Linked DNA regions of Mus musculus: region 1 is linked to region 2. A link is a loop called in an ENCODE intact Hi-C map of the cell type or tissue named here. Cell type or tissue: left cerebral cortex. All regions are shown on one strand. Each heading gives the region's core, and the rest is flanking DNA. Links, peaks and the distances in the headings are about the cores only.

The links. A loop is a pair of places that touch in the nucleus more often than their neighbours do. Peaks named below come from ENCODE experiments on the same cell type or tissue, not always from the same donor. Only the 100,000 strongest peaks of a DNase experiment are listed, where the experiment ranks them.
Region 1: it touches region 2 in a loop (4-fold over the local background); 2 of 42 quality-filtered maps call a loop at or near these places.

What each region holds. Positions count from the first base shown.
Region 1 is chr4:39,788,754-39,794,142 of GRCm38, reverse strand. It overlaps Gm34007 (a long non-coding RNA gene), which reads left to right and starts at 2,823. Exons shown (of 7, transcript XR_881189.1): 1 at 2,823-2,925. Gm34071 (a long non-coding RNA gene) reads right to left here and starts at 5,388. Exons shown (of 3, transcript XR_390476.2): 1 at 5,271-5,388; 2 at 3,536-3,615; 3 at 1,745-1,829. In left cerebral cortex, for the core only: no CTCF peak of the experiment used is centred there; a DNase peak (open chromatin) is centred at 2,838; H3K27ac peaks cover 675 bases.
Region 2 is chr4:39,989,059-39,994,447 of GRCm38, reverse strand. No RefSeq gene overlaps it. Among named protein-coding and RNA genes, the nearest start is that of Gm26087, 10 kb to the right of the region's middle. In left cerebral cortex, for the core only: no CTCF peak of the experiment used is centred there; DNase peaks (open chromatin) are centred at 2,407 and 2,880; H3K27ac peaks cover 1,690 bases.

The sequences.
Region 1 (5,389 bases), core at 247-5,246, 200 kb after region 2:
GGTTAAAAAAAAAAAATCCTGTCTAGGAGAGTGTCAGGGAAATCCATACTATCTGTTTGTAAGTCTTACAAAGATGCTACAGATTGAACAGTGGCACTGGTGGGCATACTGACCCACTGCATTCCTAGCCCAGTCAGCATTACCCTATGGCATGTCCACCCAAGTACCCTAGGGCAGTGAGAACTACTGAAGACTTTATAGAAACCGTGTATCAGGGAGGAGAGGGGAATGGCTCCCTTAACCACTGCCCATGGAACATTCAACACTGAGACTTGGCCACTAAATTACCTATATTGGCCTCACTAAAGAGTAGCTTTGGGGACTATAGAGATCTTGGGTAGATAAATGACAGCTTAAGACAGTATGAGAAAAATGCAAGGGGAAACAGCAAATATATACTTCTCTCTTTATACCTGTCGTTTTATTTTAGTTAAAATATAATGACCTCATCTCCCATTCTCTTTCCTCGCCAGCACTTTTATTTTGAGGAGAACTGTGATAAAGAGAGGCAGAGAATGTTCTATAAAATAGCCTTCTAAAGTGGAAATAATGTGACTAAGAGAAAAATCTAAATCAATTTTAAATCCTACATCTTGTACAACAAAGAGAGAAAAAGTCATAGGGAAAGTCGCAAAAATGAAAGCAATATAGTTGAGTAATAAAACCTTGTAAGCACAGGGAGAGCACCTTTGCTATCTCCACATTAATTTATTCTCCAGCTCTAAGTAGAGCAACTTCCACGAAGAGCCTGTGTAATGGAGGGCTCCCGAATGGGGTATGTGGCAGAGTTAGATCATTCAGAAAAGGAGTAAAACTTTTGATGTGAGACTGCAACATTACACTGTCTGCATTTCTCAGCAAATAAAACATTTCCCTCCATCCTTCTATGCTCTGTACCTGCTGCTGTTTGGAAAGTAATGGGAATAATGTCAGTCATTATTTTTATTTTCATCATTTTGCAAATGAAATGAAGCTGGTCAGATTGAGCACAGCAGAGCAGGCATGCTTCGTCTCATTATGGTTTTGATAATACAGTGCACTGTTATAAAGCATCATCCAGTGTTGCATTATGCTAGCCACTCAATAGTAAATGGAAGAGCAATTCATAATTAAATTAATGAAACCAGGTACCAAGGTGACCTTTCAGTAATTTATTTTATGGCTCTACTGCAAGACAGATATAAAATACTGTATGCTCTTTGACATGTATTATAGATTTAAATAAATTAAATGGAATTAATGTAATGCACATGCAGTTGAGAGGGTATAGAGCTATGGAGTATTTTACACGCGACCTTCCTAATTAGGGAATGAAATAGGCTATTAACAAACCATCGCATTGTCCCTATTATTTTGCTTAGGGCAAGGACTAGAACTACAGAGGCTTCTTTTGCAGGTTCTATTAAAATCTGGTATGCTTTATTCCTGACCTGTGATCAAATCCAAAGCATAAAGCAGGAGACTGTCTAGTCTTCTTTTTTTTTTTTCTGTTAGCTTATGTCTGCAAAGGTGTTTCTAACACTGAGTTTTAAAAATAGTTTCTTAAGAGTTCATTACCTTTTTAGCAAACGTAGCAATTGTTGTTATGATGTGCTCTTCCTGCTGTCTATACACTTACTTCCTGTCTAATTATATGTACATGAGAGGTCAGGTTCACCCATTTACACAACTCTGAATATTGCCATTAAATTAAAATGCATTAAATTTGTAGAACATAAGATGTTTGTTATATAATTGATTTTTAGGGCTGAGTTCATGTGTAAGTTTTGCAGCCAGGACCCAGATGTCTTCAGGACAAGAGCTTAGTGTTCAGGACTAGCTGGAACTTCCTAGAAAGGAATGCAGAGAATTAAAGGCAGTTTTCTTAGGATATTTTTCCAACACAAGTAAAATAAGACTTGATTTCTTTCTCTCAATGAATAATTTCACTATCTTCTGTCATGTTTTTTAGCCTTTCTACCATATGTCACTGAAGATATTTCCAAAATGGAAAGATGTAAATATTGTGTTTTCTTGGTAAAGAGGAAAATCGAAAAAAAATTTTCCCCTTGAATAACATAGCAGTGATAGCTGACAACTACTATATAAATATATATAATATGCTGGAATATATACATATACATATATGCTGGAATGTTGCTGAATATATTTTAAATATTTTCACAAGTAAGTATATGAGGTATGGATTTGTTAACCAATGTGCCTGTGATAATAATTCTATAATGTGTTCATGTATCAAAGTGTATACACCACAGACAATTATACTTTATTGAAACTAGAAAAGTCTATTTTTTCTTGTCTATTCCCTTTTTAAATAACACTGCTTTTTTATTTTGAATGATACATCTTCTCTCTCCCACTAATGTGTTAGATTGGGTCTATTTCAAGCTTTCTTACATTTTTCCATTACCACCTTTGTCTATTCATTTTGGCCTCTGTTCCCTATTAGAAATTGTATTAGTTACTGCTGCTACTACTGTGACAAGATATCTATCAAGAGGCAACTTATGGGAGGAAAGATTCATATTTTTGTATAACAAAATTTTTCAAACTGGAAATTAAGCTCACTTAGCTCTCTTTGGTTCCCTAGTATCAACAACTAAGTGATTGACAAAATACCAAAGAATCTCAAAACAATTTTTAGTTTCATTCCTAAATATAAGTTTACTTTTTCCTTAGTGCTAAGTATGAAAACGAACAATTTGGATAAAAAGTTTTGAAATATTTTTGCATGCTAAATGTCCTCAGCGGGCTTCTATATTTGAATACTTGGTTCTCAACTTTAAGGTGCTGTTTTGGAGGTGGTGGAAACTTTAAGATGTGGGTACCAGCTGGAAACTGCATAAGTGAGACAATCTGGGCAGGTTTTGAAGTATATCGCCAGCCCCATGTCCTGATCTGTCCTCCTCTCTGGTCCATAGAGATGTAAGTAGCTTTGCATTCTGATGACTAGAGTTCTGAGCCGTTTCTGTCATTATGCTTACCATGTCATAAAAAGAATCTACAATACCTCTTTTCATCTAATTGTACTGTATCATTTCTTCCCGATAGACACTCCTTGATTTAACAGACTATGGAGTCTTTCTTCATTTTCTCTGAGGATTATACACCTGGTCACTATCCACAAGGTGGAGAATTGGTCCTAGATGTCTAATTTGCCAAGTCTGTGTTATCACATTATCTTTCAAAGCACTTGTCATTTTAATCTCCTTAGCCTTCTGTGTTTCATGTGTGCATACACTCTATTCTTGATAGCATCTCTTCCAGGCTTTAGATACTAGCTATAGTGCTTTGTTTGGTTAATATTTATCTACTAAGTTTCTGTCTTTCAAAAGCATGTCATGTTTATTTTGTCTTAATAGGTCTATGTTTTTTTTTTGTTCTTCATAGTATTTAAAGACACAAGTTCTAGTGTAGAATATTGACTGTGCCATGTTTCTATCTGAGAGAGCACAGGCAGCTGTGTAAACTTACTCCTCTATTATTTTTAAATAATTTCTTAAGAATTGAAAATAGTAATGATAAAAGAGCTTACCTCATAAAAATTAGCCTACATACAGTTCTGAGAAGAATACCACACAGAATTTATGAGTTCCATAAATGTCAACTGCCTTACTGTAAAAAATTAAAATGGAAAAATAGTGAAGTTGGCTTTTATTCTGCCCAATGTTTAGCATTCACAAAGTAAAAATGGTCAATGAGACAGACCTGGTTTAAGATGAGAACTGGGTAATTATAGCTAAATAAGGTTACTGATGACTTTTCTCCAATGCCAGCTTCTATTGCACCTTCTGACACTATAAAGGCTCTCAGTCAGAGAGGGAGCTTTCAGCTCAACTTCAGCTTGATTTATCTACATCAAGAACCTGTAGTCTTCAGTAGAAGCATCTTATCATCTCATGCTGGTGAACAACCAAGAGTGGCAAAAGCTTATTTTGCTTTGGGAGTCCTCTGGGGTTTCCATAACCAATAACTCAAGAGGTATCCAACCCTTAGTAGTGCAGATTTTGTTCACTAATTTGTGAAACAGTGGCACAGCTGTTATTGTTGTAACCATAGCTCTCTGGATTTGAGGTTTGCTCCTCAGTAGGAAATCTTTACATGCTACTATAAACTTAGACAAAGAAAACAATTTTGAGTTACAGAGACAAAGTTTGGAGCTGAGATGAAAGGATGGACCATGTAGAGACTGCCATATCCAGGGATCCACCCCATAATCAGCATCCAAACGCTGACACCATTGCATACACTAGCAAGATTTTATCAAAAGGACCCAGATGTAGCTGTCTCTTGTGAGACTATGCCGGGGCCTAGCAAACACAGAAGTGGATGCTCACAGTCAGCTAATGGATGGATCACAGGGCTCCCAATGGAGGAGCTAGAGAAAGTACCCAAGGAGCTAAAGGGATCTGCAACCCTATAGGTGGAACAACATTATGAACTAACCAGTACCCCGGAGCTCTTGACTCTAGCTGCATATGTATCAAAAGATGGCCTAGTCGGCCATCACTGGAAAGAGAGGCCCATTGGACATGCAAACTTTATATGCCCCAGTACAGGGGAACGCCAGGGCCAAAAAGGGGGAGTTATTGGGTAGGGGAGTGGGGGTGGGTGGTTATGGGGGACTTTTGGTATAGCATTGGAAATGTAAATGAGCTAAATACCTAATAAAAAATGGAAAAGAAAAAAAAAACAAAAAAAAAAAAAGAAAAAACAAAACAAAAAAAAAAAAAAAAAAGAAAGAAAACAATTTTGAGGAATATGATAGGCCCAAGAGGGTAACTGGATATTACTGTTTAGCTAAATTGACACAGCACTAAACAACCTTGTCAGTATTGTATTTATAGCCACAGACAAATGCTACTCTCAGACTTAATCAGATAAACTTCTCGTTCCAGTGAATAGTGGTGAATGCAGATTCATGGCTGCACAAGGTACTGAAGAAAAAGTGATAGTTGGTGGCTCAGCCCTAAGTAAGAGATTTATATAATTCCCTTTGAGGGTCAGGGAATACTACAGGAAGAGGACAGAAAGAATGTAAGAGCATAAAGATAGGAAGGACTGAGAAATGCCACCTTCTGGGCACTGAAACAGCCATTGTTTTATCATGAACTCAAAACGGCCATGGATGAGTATCCCGAATCTACACAAGCATGGGCCCATCAGCAGTCAGGTGTAGATGTAAGAGTAGTTCATGGGTCCCCACCTCTCACAGCTAAACTGTTTTGGGTATTGGCAGAAGCAAGAAGGGGACTGAAGTTCGTACTTACAGCTTTGTACGAACTAGTAATTCCATCAGTCTCCAGTGGGCGATTCCAATTCAAAGATCACATCAATGTCCCTGGTTAAAGTAAATAGGTCAGAAACAAACCCAAAATTCAGGAATCTG
Region 2 (5,389 bases), core at 167-5,166:
GTCTGCATAATTCAAATCATTATCAGCAACAAAGTCTTCCATATTCCTACGAGGATAGCCCATTAAGCCCCATTTAAAGCATTCCACTGCATTCCAAATCCAAAGTCTCCAAATCCACATTCTTCCAAACAAAAGCATGGTCAGGCCAATCACAGCAATATCCCACTCCTGGTACCAATTTCTGTCTTAGTTATGGTTTTACTGCTGTGAACAGACACCATGATCTAGGGCAAGTCTTATGAATGACAACATTTAATTGGGGCTAACTTACAGGTTTAGAGGTTTAGTCCATAATCATCAAGGCAGGAAACATAGCAGCATCTAGGAAGTCATGGTGCAGGAGAAGCTTCTACATCTTCATCTGAAGGCTGCTAGTGGAAGCCTGACCTCCAGGAAGCTAGGGTGAGGGTCTTAAGCCCATGCCCACAGTGACACACCTACTCCAACAAGGCCACACCTCCAAATAGTGCCACTCCCTTTGGTCAAGAATGTTCAAACTATGACAGTAGGTTAGGTTGATCTCTGAAGTTCTGTGCTGGGATTACAGACATGAGCTAACAGGGTTGGTTTAATCTAAATTGTTTTTTGGAAGAAGAGTCACATAAATTTTCTAGGGCTCCTGGTAATTATACAGAGGCACAGAGGACACTTTCTACATGATGTCCTCTAATATTCTAAAAAACAGTTTTTAGTTTTCGATCTAAAAGAAGATTAGATTCATCAGGCCCTATATGCACTCAGCGAGCGCTTATATGAATTGATGCATATATGGATACCTTTCTGTAGAGCTGTTTTTCCTTAGGGACCCAGTTTATTTTGTCTTCACTTCTTTCACGGTACCTACTGGCCTTATCATGTGTTCCATGCTACAAAGCCATTGTTTAACCATGCAGGCAAAAATAAGTTCACAGTTTATTCATGTCAAATGCTGAGAAAAGAGAGGTCTGAAGCAGAGTTGGGACATAAAACAGCTTGTCAGGGTGTCAGCTCAGGGGCAGTGTTGAGAAAGATTGTACTTGTCTTTGAAGGATTAGGAATTCATAGCCAAGGCAGGCAGAATGTTCACACAGGTAATGCTGTAGGGCATGGACACTGAAGTTTTAGGAGACAAATGCTCAGGGAATACAGAGGAACAGTAAGCAGTCTGGTTAGCATGAATCACAGAGTACATCAATGACTTAGTAGAAGAAATGAACAGGGTCTTAGAGATGCAAGTGACTCTTAGGGCTCTGCAAGTATGGGATAAAATGAGGAGTAGAGGAGGCAAAGAGGCTCATTCATTGTTTATTTGAGCAGTTCACAAGGTCATGAAGGATATGGAAATGTACTGCATCTCACTGTAGATGAGACAGGCAAGGCAGATCTCATTTTGATTATGGAATCAAGGACAAATATTGGTCATACAGAATTTCAAGATTTCATCTCATTTAGACTGAGAGAGTTATACTGCCTCTCCAGAGACAAGGAAGTCAGGATGAGCAGTCACTGTGAGGGTGCTCAAAGATGTTGAACCAGGGCAGTATGTGCTCAATATAAAGGATCATAAAGGTTCCTGGACCAGGTAGGATTCTCACAGACAATGAGACATCAAACAAGAACGATGGGCTGGAAAGATGACCCAGTGGGCAAAGTGCTTGCTGTGAAAACTTAAGGACCCGAGATCAGATCCTAAGCATCTATGTAAAAGCTGCACATACAACCTCATACAACCTCATTGTCTAGGTCAGTCAACTGCAGTTGACTCCTGGTGGCTTGCTAGGCAGCCAATCTTGTCCAGTTAGTGAGCCATGGTTTCAGTGAAAGATTGTCACAAAACAAAACAACACAACACAAAACAAAACAAAACAAAACAAAACGAAACAACAGAACTGAAAAGCAACCAAAGAAGATGCTCACTTTGCTCTGCAGATGAATGCAAAGACCTGCACACAAACACAACACACACACACACAATTAAAAATGGATATAGGCTTATCTGGCAGTATGACTCAAGAGCTGGGAGAGCATTATGTACTGAAAGGGCAGAGAGAAGAGAATGTGGAGGATGCAGCTAGACTTGAGAAACATTCTAGGGGCTCAGCCATGCTACCCCAAATCAGGCTATTAGATTTTTGTGCTTTACTGGATAGCAACTGCATCCTAAGAGCATCATTCGAACTGATTCGATTACTAGAAGAAGATAAATAGTCACCTCCTTCTCTCGCCTTTCTCATCTGGGTAGTGTGGAGTACGTGCAGGCATTGAAGGGCAGGAGAGAAGAATCCCTTGAACTGCAACTTTCCTAGCAGAGTGACTTGATTAGCTCTGAGCTTCAGGGAGAGTGGCAGCTCCAATGTTTGGAAATGGGAAGCTGCAGCAGCAGTTAGGAGAGGAGGAGGCTGCAGTTCTGAGAACTATTTTCAGGGAACAAATGCCAGACACTTTACATGGCAACATGACTCCTCAATGGTGCTTGCTTGGCAGGATCTCCCTTCATGGAGACAGAGTTGATATAGGACAAATGGGCTTGAATTGCAGAAAATAGAAGAAAGAATGTTTTTTTTTGTAGCTATTAATAGGTTTGATGGAAATGGAAAGAGAGAAAGTCATCTTCAGCATCGACATTTAAAATGGGACAAAGTACTGAGACACCATACTCCATTATTCAGAAATGAAAAAGCAATTTTCAATTTTAAGTTTTTTAGTCATTTTTTTTAAAAAGTAGCAGAAGGTGACATTGACCCAATTTAGTGTTTCCCTTTTAGTGGGAGATTTTAAAAGGCACACTGAGTTGGACCATTTGAACTTCTGCTTTAAAAAAGCCAAAGAGCCTCCTTTCTTTGTTCCACGTTTTTATATTCGTTTATATCCTCTTACACGTGTATGTGAAATGAGAAGCTGTTTTCTCACTGCGTGGGGCTGTGTCTGATTTGTTTTGAGCAGATGAGTTGATGACAATGGGCGTAGCACACCCAGCAGTGAGCATCATCTTTGTTCAGGAGTATATGGCCGAGCAGTTTGCAAGCATTGAGAATTTAAAAGCAATCTTGTTTTCATGTGGATCTTAAACTTTGCTAGGTGTTCCACTAAATGACTTCTGCCAGGATTCACCATTATTTGAACCTAACAGTTTTCCCTAGGATTCCAGGAACTAATCATAGTTCGTATGACACTCAGCCTCTAGGCAGTTCTGCTGGGGAAAACACTTGCTCTCATTACTATGACATGCAAAAACTCACAAAGACTGGCAGGAATCAAATCAGATTTCTATGATCTCAGAACATTAGGAATATAACCTCCTTCAATGTGATACATATATGCATACATACATGTATACATACATATATATATGCATAATATATACATACATACACACATTATCAGCACAAAGATGTTAAGAACTTGTTTTGCATAGCAAACTGTGAACAGATAGTAGTTTCCATTTTCTCAGCCATATATATTAATATACTAATATGATTAATTTATATTATTAGTATATTAATATATATGTTTCTTTACGTGGCTGTGTGCTTTATCACATGACTCTGTAAAAACCCTCACTAGAAGGTATGAAATATCCTCCCCACCCCATTGGTCTTATGCCAATAAGGAGGTCCTGAGGAGAGGCCTTAGAAGATATTGTGAGCTGCTTCTCCCATTACTGCTGTCCTTCTTTCTGAGAAGAACAAGTTGCACGTGCCTGTAGGCTCAAGAAGAGTGAAACACCTTTAGAGAAGACCTCAGGTTCTATCTGCATCCTGAAGCAGATCCTGCCCAGCAATCATTAAATAAGCAAATGTAAAATTTAAAGCTCTTTTTGTTTCATGGGAAAAACTTACCACTATCGATGGGAATTCTCAAGCTTCCTTAATTGGTCTCATGGCAGATGTACAAAGGTAAAGCTCTGGCTAGCAGTTCAGCAAATCCATGAGCTTGCATGTCAGAGTCTGCTCTTTAGCTGCTAACCCACAGTGAATCAAAAGTCAAGTTGACCAAGAATCTCAACAGTACCCAAGATTTGAACTTTAAAAATTGTATTTTTATAATTTTGTAAAATCTTGAGAAACTTTAAGTAACTATAGAAAAAAGAAATTTGAGAATGTTTGCAGAGTCAATGATCTTTGATTTCTGATCATTTCCATCTACTGGAAGCAAGGAAACAACACCAGACAAGTACAGGCCTTAGAAACCTTGTTCTAATTCAGTCTTCTTGCTGACACATCTTGGGTACTTTTCTTTGATAATAATTTTCTTTATTTTCTAAAACAGGAAAGGATTTCTGGCTATTAAGGAGAATTTGTCACGGTGGCCACATCACACAAATATCTTGAAAACTTGGAAGTGGGTCAAAGATGTTGGATCCCCTAGTTACATCATGAAATATTCAGATAACCATTTTGGTTTTTAAGGTGTCCCATGCCACGTGCTTTGAAGCTATCATTGAACTTAAAGTCTATTCCTGAACTCTTGGACCAGGAGCCACAATACTCAAGTTCTAGATTCTAATACTTTTTTAATTAGTAGTTGTCTTGGTCAGCTTTTTGTCAACTTGACATAAGCCAGAGTTATCTGGGATGAGGGACCTCAATTGAGATAATGCATCCACTAAATTGTCTGTAGGTAAGTCTGTAGGGCAGTTTCTTGATTGTTAATTGATATGGAAGGGCCTAGCCCATAGCAGACGGTCCTGGAATGTATAAGAAGGCAAAGCAAGTAAGCCATGCAGAGCAAGCCAGTAAGCAGCACTCCTTTATAGACTCTGCTTCAGTTCCTGCCTCTAGGTTGAGTTCCTGTCATGACTTATCTTCATAATGGACTACAACTATAAGTCGAAATAAACCACTCTCTCCTCAAGTTGCTTTTGGCTTGATCTCCCTGAGTGCCATTCATTGTGTATCACAGCAATAGAAGCATAACTCATAACAGCCTTTATGTTAAACCTGATATGCTGCCGGAGTGACCTCAGAGAGTCCCGAGTTTTCTCATCTGTTATAGAGTGAGAGTAGCCAGGTTTGGGCTTGCCTACCATGAACCAAAAGGACTGTGCCCAACCTCTCAACTATTTTTTGATATTTATAAAAGATGGAAATACCCTTCTCAAGATAAAGAGTGTAAAGCCTGAAGAAATCCTCACCATATGTTTATTTATTTATTTAATGTGTGCAGTCTGTGTGTGTATGTGTATGCATGTGTGTGTATGTGTGTGTGTGTGTGAGGGGTGTGGGGGTGTAGGGAAAAAGGGGGGAGGGAGACAGCCCATGTCCGGCCAGAGTTCCTGTGTTCTGGGCAGGCAGATGTGGGAGGACTGCTGGATGATTTCCACTGGGCCCCGGGTGGACATCTAAGCCACTGACCCCACATGGCAGGGAGTGGGCAAAGGGCAGCCCCTGATACCAGGGGCCCTGGGGCG